Regions from separate parts of the Mus musculus genome. Here region 2 is linked to region 1. The links are chromatin contacts, found by Hi-C or POLR2A ChIA-PET in ENCODE. All regions are on one chromosome and are shown on one strand. The core of a region is the stretch at or near the end of the contact, and the rest is flanking DNA. Distances in the headings are between cores, read along the strand shown.

Region 1 (4,088 bases), core at 946-3,445:
TCACACTGTCCCCGGCCCTCAGCAGCTAAGCCTCCAATGCAGCAGCAGCCTCTCTGGTTCTGCCCCAGAAACCAAGGCATCCTCACTACCTGGATTGTGACCTGCGGCGGCTATACCTTTGCTAACACTCTCTGAACGAGTGGATCTTAGTGTAAGTCTCTCTGGCACCTGGAGAGAGCTTTCTCTCAACTGGGGCTCCAAGCAATCAATGCCTATAGGTGTCTCTCAAGTCGCACCTGGCGTGATTCCCTAAGGTTCTGAAACACACAGCACATGGCCCATGTGATCCAAGCATCATTGTGTTGGGAAGGGAAAAACTGAGAGTGGGTGACTCACGGGAGGGGAAAGGTCTGGGTGTTCTGCCCCTTCTGCTTCACAAGGGAATGCCACCGAGTCACGCATGGTACCAGCTGTACTGAAACTACCTTGCAGGCTCATCCGGGAAGAGGATGGCTGGCTCCCCAACAGTCAACTGGCAGCAGTTCCAGCTCTTTAGGCTCCTTCTAGGAAGGGAAGAGGGCAGAACTCCACAGCGACCAGCAGACCTCTGACTTCAGTGCCCAACCATGCCACTGTACTCATATAAAAAGGTCTTTTTGAAAAGTTTGGGTAGAGAAGGGTATAATGAATGGCCTTGCAAAAACAAAAATAAAAGGAAAATTTGAAGTTGGTATGCAGTTTGAAAAGGCAGCAGCTGTAACATTTTATGATTCAATGCAAAAAATATGTTGAGGTCCTCAGCTGAATAAGTAGAATAAACAAATAATTTTTTTCTTTCTGTCGCTCTTCTGAGATGTAGGGAGGGTGGTGTTATCTGAAGATTTCTTTGCTGTTCTTTTAGGATCAATGCTCAAAGGAATGTAAAAACGCCCTTTAAAAATAACGTATTCTGAATTTACAGAAGAATCTAGGCAGAGCGCAAGAGCTAAGAGAGGCCAAAGCGGACGTTGCTGGGCAAAGACACATGGTAGTAAGACACCTCCCCTTGCAAAGAGGAAGAAACCGCAGAATGTTCCTGACTCGGCACCCCTTCAGAGTGGTGCAATGTTTATGTTTGTGTATCCAACTCCGTGGTGTTGCGGCGGACTCACTGCCTACCCTGTAGTCATGGAGTTTTGTGGAAGGACACACACACACACACCATTTCGGTCTTCCCAGGTGTGATGAGTACAGTTTGTCCCACAGAGTGGCGGATTCAAGGCTCTTGGCCCTGAGTCCTTGGTGTGCTCAGCTTCTGTTCAGTGGAGATGAAAGGCACGAGGGCAGATGCCTTTAATCCTTAGTAAGTCAGGGACAGGAGGATCTCTATGAGTTCAAGACTAGCCAGAGCTACACAGCAAGATCCTCTCTGAAACAAACAAAACAAAACAAAAGAAAGTTGTGTTGGGGGACAGAGGAGCAGCGGCTAGCAGCATCCTCTTGATGCCACGCGACGACAATGTTCTGGGCCGTCCCTAGGCGGCGCTGTGGAGCTCTACCCAAGTCTCCCCCACCCCACCCCCCCAACCCCAATGTTAAACCTGGGCTCCAAAGATCTTGCAACCCTCCTCCCTTTGCTCCAAGTAAGTCCTCTAGGGACCACCGCGGTAAAGATAACACTCCGGGGTGGGGGGTGGGAACTAACTGGAAGCATTCCCTTGTTCAGCGTAAAACTTTTAAAGTGACATTCAAGAAGGACGTCTCAACTCTCGCCATTTGTCCTCGGTATAGCCAGAGGGCTATAGACCGAATTAGTCATCTCTCACTACCCACTCCCCTTTCCCGCTCAGCTCGCCACGCCCACCACTCCAGCAGCCAGAGCCGGGCCAGCTGAGAACGTGATACCAGGAGTGGCCCCGCTCGTTCGGCGGAGACCCGCGGAGGGGAGCAGGGCAGGTGTCCTCAGGCCGCGCGTCCTGGCCACCCGGGCTGGCAGCGCGCCGTCCTGCCTGCGAGCCCAGAGGACAGGAGGGTGGGGGCCGGGCTGCGAGCCAGCGCTCAGAGCCGAGAGGCTCCTAGGCCGATGACGTCTTTGCTTTTGGCTTTGGCGGCGCCAAGCTCGGTAGGGCGGGTGACGTCACCGCCCGGTCACGTGTCTGCCATTCAAACAAACAAACCGTTCTCCCCCACCCCCACCCCACCCCCCGCTTCTGTGCCGCGCCCGGGACCGCCCCCGAGAGGCTACATAAAACCGCGCTCCGTCGGACGAGCGCGCAGTGAAGGACTGGCGGGAGGAAAGCGCGGTGAAGCCAGATTAGGAGCAGCGAGCACTTGGGGACTTAGGGCCACAGGACACCGCACAAGATCGACCGACTTTTTCTGGAGAACCGCAGAACGGGCACGCTGGGGTCGCTGGGGCTGGCCATGGTGATGGAGGTGGGCATCCTGGACGCCGGGGGGCTGCGCGCGCTGCTGCGAGAGGGCGCCGCGCAGTGCCTGTTGTTGGATTGTCGCTCCTTCTTCGCTTTCAACGCCGGCCACATCGCGGGCTCAGTGAACGTGCGCTTCAGCACCATCGTGCGGCGCCGCGCCAAGGGCGCCATGGGCCTGGAGCATATCGTGCCCAACGCTGAACTGCGTGGCCGCCTGCTGGCCGGAGCCTACCACGCCGTGGTGCTGCTGGACGAGCGCAGCGCCTCCCTGGACGGCGCCAAGCGCGACGGCACCCTGGCCCTGGCCGCGGGCGCGCTCTGCCGAGAGGCGCGCTCCACTCAAGTCTTCTTTCTCCAAGGTACGCTCTAGCTCTGGCAGGACTTATGCCATCAGCTAGGGAAGGGGCGTCCCACCTGGAGTATGGGGGCGCCGGCGTCCAGTCTCCAGGGGCTTGTCAGTGGCTTTGTTTCACTCCCATAACAAAGACTTCCTTAAGCCTTCCTTGTAAACTCGCAGCCCCTGGTGGGTGAGTGGCTTGTCTCCAGGTACTGTGTCGGTGGTGCTAATGAGAAAATATGTACCTTTGTATTCTCAGGAGGATATGAAGCGTTTTCGGCTTCCTGCCCTGAGCTGTGCAGCAAACAGTCCACCCCCACGGGGCTCAGCCTCCCCCTGAGTACTAGTGTGCCTGACAGTGCAGAATCCGGATGCAGCTCCTGTAGTACCCCTCTCTACGATCAGGTTAGTAGGAGTCCGGGTCCATGCAGGGCAGGGAGGTGGCAGAGCTGGCAGAGGTCTAGGAGGATTGTGCCAGGAGGATATAGAAAGCGGCTGCAGCTTTATTTATACTAGCGGGGACACGAGGATCTTTAGTCCATCATGAAGCAATTGGATGGAGCTGAGTCTCCCAGTTGCTGGCACGGAAGAGCTTGTTGGCTCTGTCCAGGCCAATGGGCTTGATTCTTTACGAATATTTTAATATGTCAACAGCAGTGCTGAGGTCACCAGTTTCAGAAACTCCCGTTTTCAGCGGGGAGTTTTTGTGGGCATGGGTACTGGTGCTCACGCTGGACGAGCTTGACGAATGCTGGACTGTTTTTTTGACTTCAGGGGGGCCCAGTGGAGATCCTGTCCTTCCTGTACCTGGGCAGTGCCTATCACGCTTCTCGGAAGGATATGCTTGACGCCTTGGGCATCACCGCCTTGATCAACGTCTCAGCCAATTGTCCTAACCACTTTGAGGGTCACTACCAGTACAAGAGCATCCCTGTGGAGGACAACCACAAGGCAGACATCAGCTCCTGGTTCAACGAGGCTATTGACTTCATAGGTAAATGGAATAACTATCTGGAACCTCTGCTTCTGTCCCTACTGTAGCCACTGAGCCCAGTCTTTTGGGTGGCAGCTTAAATGATCCTCACCCAAGCCTTCCTCCTCACTGAGACTCAGTTGAACTGACTGTCTTGTCCAGGATTATAAGTGTAGATACCCAGTCCGGGTTTAAATCCCCTGCTATCCTTTGCATAGTATACACATAGGGTCTGCATGACTGCAAGAGGCAGACCCTGGCCATTTCTGGACAGGACACAAGACATTTCTTAGCCATCCTTGATCTGGGCTCAGCTGTTCTGAGTTTTTGAGTAACCCATAACTTTATTTTCCAGACTCCATCAAGGATGCTGGAGGGAGAGTGTTTGTTCATTGCCAGGCCGGCATCTCCCGGTCAGCCACCATCT
Region 2 (4,088 bases), core at 604-3,103, 100 kb before region 1:
TTCACATCTGACGTAACCATGGTACTCGGTCACCCTTTGTCAGTGTGGAGGGATCCACACTGTTGCATGCTCCTAACTCGGCCACAGGTTTCACCAGCTTCCAGAAAGGCTGTTTCTAGGCAGGAACAAATTCTGGCTCCTACCCTGAGTTTCCTCCTCCTGAGCCCTTCTGTAATTTACCCTTCCCTCTTCCCTCCGCTCCCCTCAGCTTTGCTCCTCTAGCAGCATACAGGCCAGGTATCTGGCAGAAGACCTCCCAGGCTGGGACCCTGCTGCTCTGTCACATTCGCCAGGGTGGTAACTTAGTGGGAAAGATCCCTCAGTGGCAAGGCACATCTTACATCAGGCGTTCATTCATCCACTCGACCAATCGAGGTGGTGCCAACTTCCCTCCCACAGCCGAGCTGCCATCTGCAGGTTTCCCTACAGGAAAGCTACCATCTTACACTTCTAATCTCTTTTCTGTGGAAGTGAGTTGCTACAGCCGCCTCACACTTGAGGGAGAGGGAGGGAGGGGTATTCACAGGGTCACCAGAGTTCTTGAGTGAGTTCGTCTCCTCCCCAGTTCATTTATGACAGGCTCAAAGGCCTTTCCCCTAATTCTTTGGGTTCTAGTCCACCAGAGTCATGCTCCAGTTTGAGTCCTTGGGTCCTTTTGTCCTGCTGACATGACGCGAAACTCTCTTCCTTGCCTGGGGTTGCAAATGGCCACTTTTCTGAGATGTCCTAGTTCCTCTAATTGAACTAAGTTAGAGTGAGTTTGTGATTTCTTTTAGTGGCTAAAATTATTAACAATTCAAATCATTTCAAAAGCAGGAAGGTAAAGCAAGCCTCCCTCCCATACCTCGGATCTGCTTGCTTGGACTTTTTTTTGTTCGCTTGTTGTTGTCTGTCTGTCTGTTTGTTTGTTTGTTTGTTTTGGACAGGGTTTCTCTGTGTAGCCCTGGATGCCCTGGAACTCACTCTGTAGACCAGGCTGGCCTCGAACTCAGAAATCCACCTGCCTCTGCCTCCCAAATGCTGGATTAAAGAGATTTAAGTCATAGGCCACCACTACCTGGCTACTTTTAAAATTTTTGTATTTAATATACTGCTATTATTGATGATGATGAGTGTGTGTGTGTGTGTGTGTGTGTGTGTGTGTGTGTGTGTGTGTGTGTTTGTGTGCGCGCGTGTGTGCGCGCACGCCTTTCCACCATGGGTTCTGAGGCTCTAACTCAGGCCATCAGTCATGCACAGCAAATGTTGAGTCATCTCACTGGTCTTTATTTAGATTTTGGGTGGCTCCTGTTTCTGGCGCACTTATCCTTACAGCCTGGAGGTACTATCACATCTTCAAAGCCGCTCATCACACAGGGCCAGGGGTGGACTTTCCACTTACAGTGCATGCTAGATCCTCTCAGAGAGTTCTGGATCTAGGAGACTTAGTTTTAGACTCTAAGGTCAGGGATCCTGACCCTGCACTGGTATTTTTCTGCATCCTTCTAGTTATGGCTGGCTGCCCTGGCTGTATAGTTACAGCTGGCCACTCTACCTTGCAGGGTTATATAGCAAGGATAGAGATGCTTCATGGAGAGAGATGTAGGGCTTGTGGGATGCTAGGCATGTCTCCTCTCCCATCTGCCTTTCCTTCTTTCCTCCTTTCTCCAGAGATCTGCAGAGAGTGGGAGCATGGATATTTGAGGTCTAGGCAGAGGGTTGGGTTAATGGTGAGAAGGGCAGTTACTCACTAATGGCACCAGTATATGTCGGCTGTGTGAGGTCCTTGGGCACCTTCCTGTAGATGTCAAACCTGCGAAGAAGAAACAGGGGGATTAGACAGGTGTAGGGTACAGGCAGAGACGGGGTGCTGGCAGCATGCCACCTGGGTCAGCAACCACAGCTCTTAGCAGAGTCCTTTCCAGCCTCCTCTGAGAGGCCTTACAAGGATCCTACTGTCTTAGGGTTTCTGTTGCTGTGACAAAACACCACAGCCAAAAAGTACATTAGGGAGAAAAGGGTTTGTTTGGCTTACACTTCTACATTACTGTTCATCACCAAAGACGTCAGGACAGGAACTCAAGCAGGGCAGGAACCTAGAGGCAGAAGCTGATGCAGAGACCATGGAGAGGTGCTGCTTACTGGCTTGTTCTACATGGCTTGCTCAGCTTGCTCTCTTATAGAACCCAGAACCCCCCACACAGGGATGGTATCATACACAATGGGCTGGGCCCTGTCCCATCAATCACTAACTAAGAAAATGCTCTACAGGCTGACCCACAGTCTGACCTTATAGAGGCATCTTCTCAATTAAGGTTTGGTTCCCTCCTCCTAGATGACCACAGTTTGTGTCACAATGACATAAATCTAGCCAGCCCACCCATACATCCCTCTGCTACATCCCATCATGTCTCAGTGAAGATCCCAGCTCATTGCCCATCATTTTACACACTCATATATTTATACGTGTGCATGTTTCTTGGTGGGCCCTGCTTCTGCCAGAATGTAACTGCCAGACAAAGGTGAGGCCTTGTCCCTAACTCAGGCTGATAGGCGGTAGGCACTGCCCAGTAACAGCACCGTGAACTGAGGTAACATTTGGGTCTAGGGAGCCACTGGGAGGCTCTATGTCTCTTTGACACCATTATATTATGACATGGCTTTCTCACTCTGTGTCATCTCTTTATCCCTTTTCCTGCCTCCACCTCCCCATCCTGGCCCACTGTCCCTGTCTTCCCTGCCAGCTTCTGCCTGCAGGATAAGGTAGGGTCAGCTGGAGGTAAGGCTGGCTCTGCTTCTGGTTGTCCACCCCAGCTTTTCTCTCCTAAACACATCACCAGGACCAGGGAAGTCCTGGAATATGATGGGGGATTGCGGGGCTTTGGAATCAAATTGAATTCTCACCCTGTCTTGTTCTCAGTCAGGTAGGGGTTAGGACTCTGGAATCTGGATTTCTGTGGTTTAAATCTTAAATGCTCTTCCTTGCCATGTGTGTTTTTACTTCTAGTGGCCTCTGTTTCCTTGTCTATAAATGCAGGGCTACTACTGACAAGTAAGAAAAACCTTCCCGTGAGGGACTTGGTACAGAGTCCCCATAGGAGGCTTCCACTTGGAAGGTTATAAAAGTAACCTGGGCACTGTCCCAAATAGAGGAGACTTATGAGACATGATAACTGAACTTGGTGTGGGATCACGATAGATTTCCTACGCTGGAAATGACACTGAGCAAGCCCTGTGGCGTCGCTGATAGCACCACATAATGTCACTGTTTGTGTTCTGATGGTGGCATTATGGTTATGTGGGACAGCTTTCCACGGCGGTAACAAATTACCAAAGAAGACCATCTTCACAGAAGAAAGGTCTGTTTTGGCTTCAGAGGTCTCAGTCTGTCTGGCTGCTTCTGCTGCTTAGGTCCTAGGGTGCAGTAGGGCATCTCACCTCAGTGATGGGAGCAGGTGGCAGAGGAAGGTGGTCATCAGACAGACAGAGAGACAGAGGGCAGGGGACCAGGGACAAGATTCCCTTCCAGGACAACCCCCAATGACTTGCTTCCTCCTGCTCAGCTCCAGCTCTTAAACCTCCCATTTCATCCCAAAAGCTTTGAGCTCTGAAGCCATTAGTGGTTGAGTCCAGGGATGATGCTGGAGTCCTCATCCAATCTGCTTTAACACTGCTGTGCTGGAGACCACGCCCTTAAGCACACGGCCTCTGGGGACATTAGAGACCCAGTCCAGGACATGATGTAAGATGCTGACCTTTGGGGACACTTGGGTAAAGGGCATATGAGAACTCTGCTATTTTTGCAATTTGGGGATAAGTATAAAATTATTTCACAATGAATAGAGATTATTTTTAAAATTCAGATGGAAAAAAATTCAAATGAAGCTGCCACTCAAAAGTTGTTTTGGGAAGAAGCTTGGTCCCCGTGGGCACCCGAATTAGAGGTACCAAGCTTGCTGTGTGCTGTGGGGCAAGCCACATTTTATGGCCTGTTGGGGGACCAGGGACAGGGAGATGTCCAATTAAGCTGTAACAGGGAGGTGAGACCCAGACCAAAGCACAGGAAGCCAAGTTCTAGAAATCGTGATGCTGAACGGCCCCTTCCAGCC

Evidence for each region. A loop is a pair of places that touch in the nucleus more often than their neighbours do. ChIA-PET counts read pairs that join two places held with the same protein, here RNA polymerase II (POLR2A).
Region 2: POLR2A ChIA-PET joins it to region 1 with 19 read pairs in Patski. The contact joins the enhancer-like site here to the promoter of Dusp1 in region 1. A Hi-C loop is called at or near these places in 7 of 37 maps with a recorded cell type or tissue (gastrocnemius and heart). POLR2A ChIA-PET finds 5 or more read pairs at or near these places in 4 of 5 experiments (Patski and embryonic stem cell).

The regions. Positions count from the first base shown.
Region 1 is chr17:26,506,579-26,510,666 of GRCm38, reverse strand. It overlaps Dusp1 (dual specificity phosphatase 1), which reads left to right and starts at 2,195. Exons shown (of 4, transcript NM_013642.3): 1 at 2,195-2,710; 2 at 2,948-3,093; 3 at 3,463-3,682; 4 at 4,017-4,088. The coding sequence starts at 2,344.
Region 2 is chr17:26,606,297-26,610,384 of GRCm38, reverse strand. Ergic1 (endoplasmic reticulum-golgi intermediate compartment (ERGIC) 1) reads right to left here. Exons shown (of 10, transcript NM_026170.3): 2 at 1,731-1,792. Among named protein-coding and RNA genes, the nearest start is that of Gm41553, 33 kb to the left of the region's middle. Within about 2 kb of position 1,853, at least 1 of the 3 ENCODE cell types and tissues checked has a DNase peak (open chromatin) inside an H3K27ac peak, as active enhancers do; it is gastrocnemius, where a contact is called at or near this core.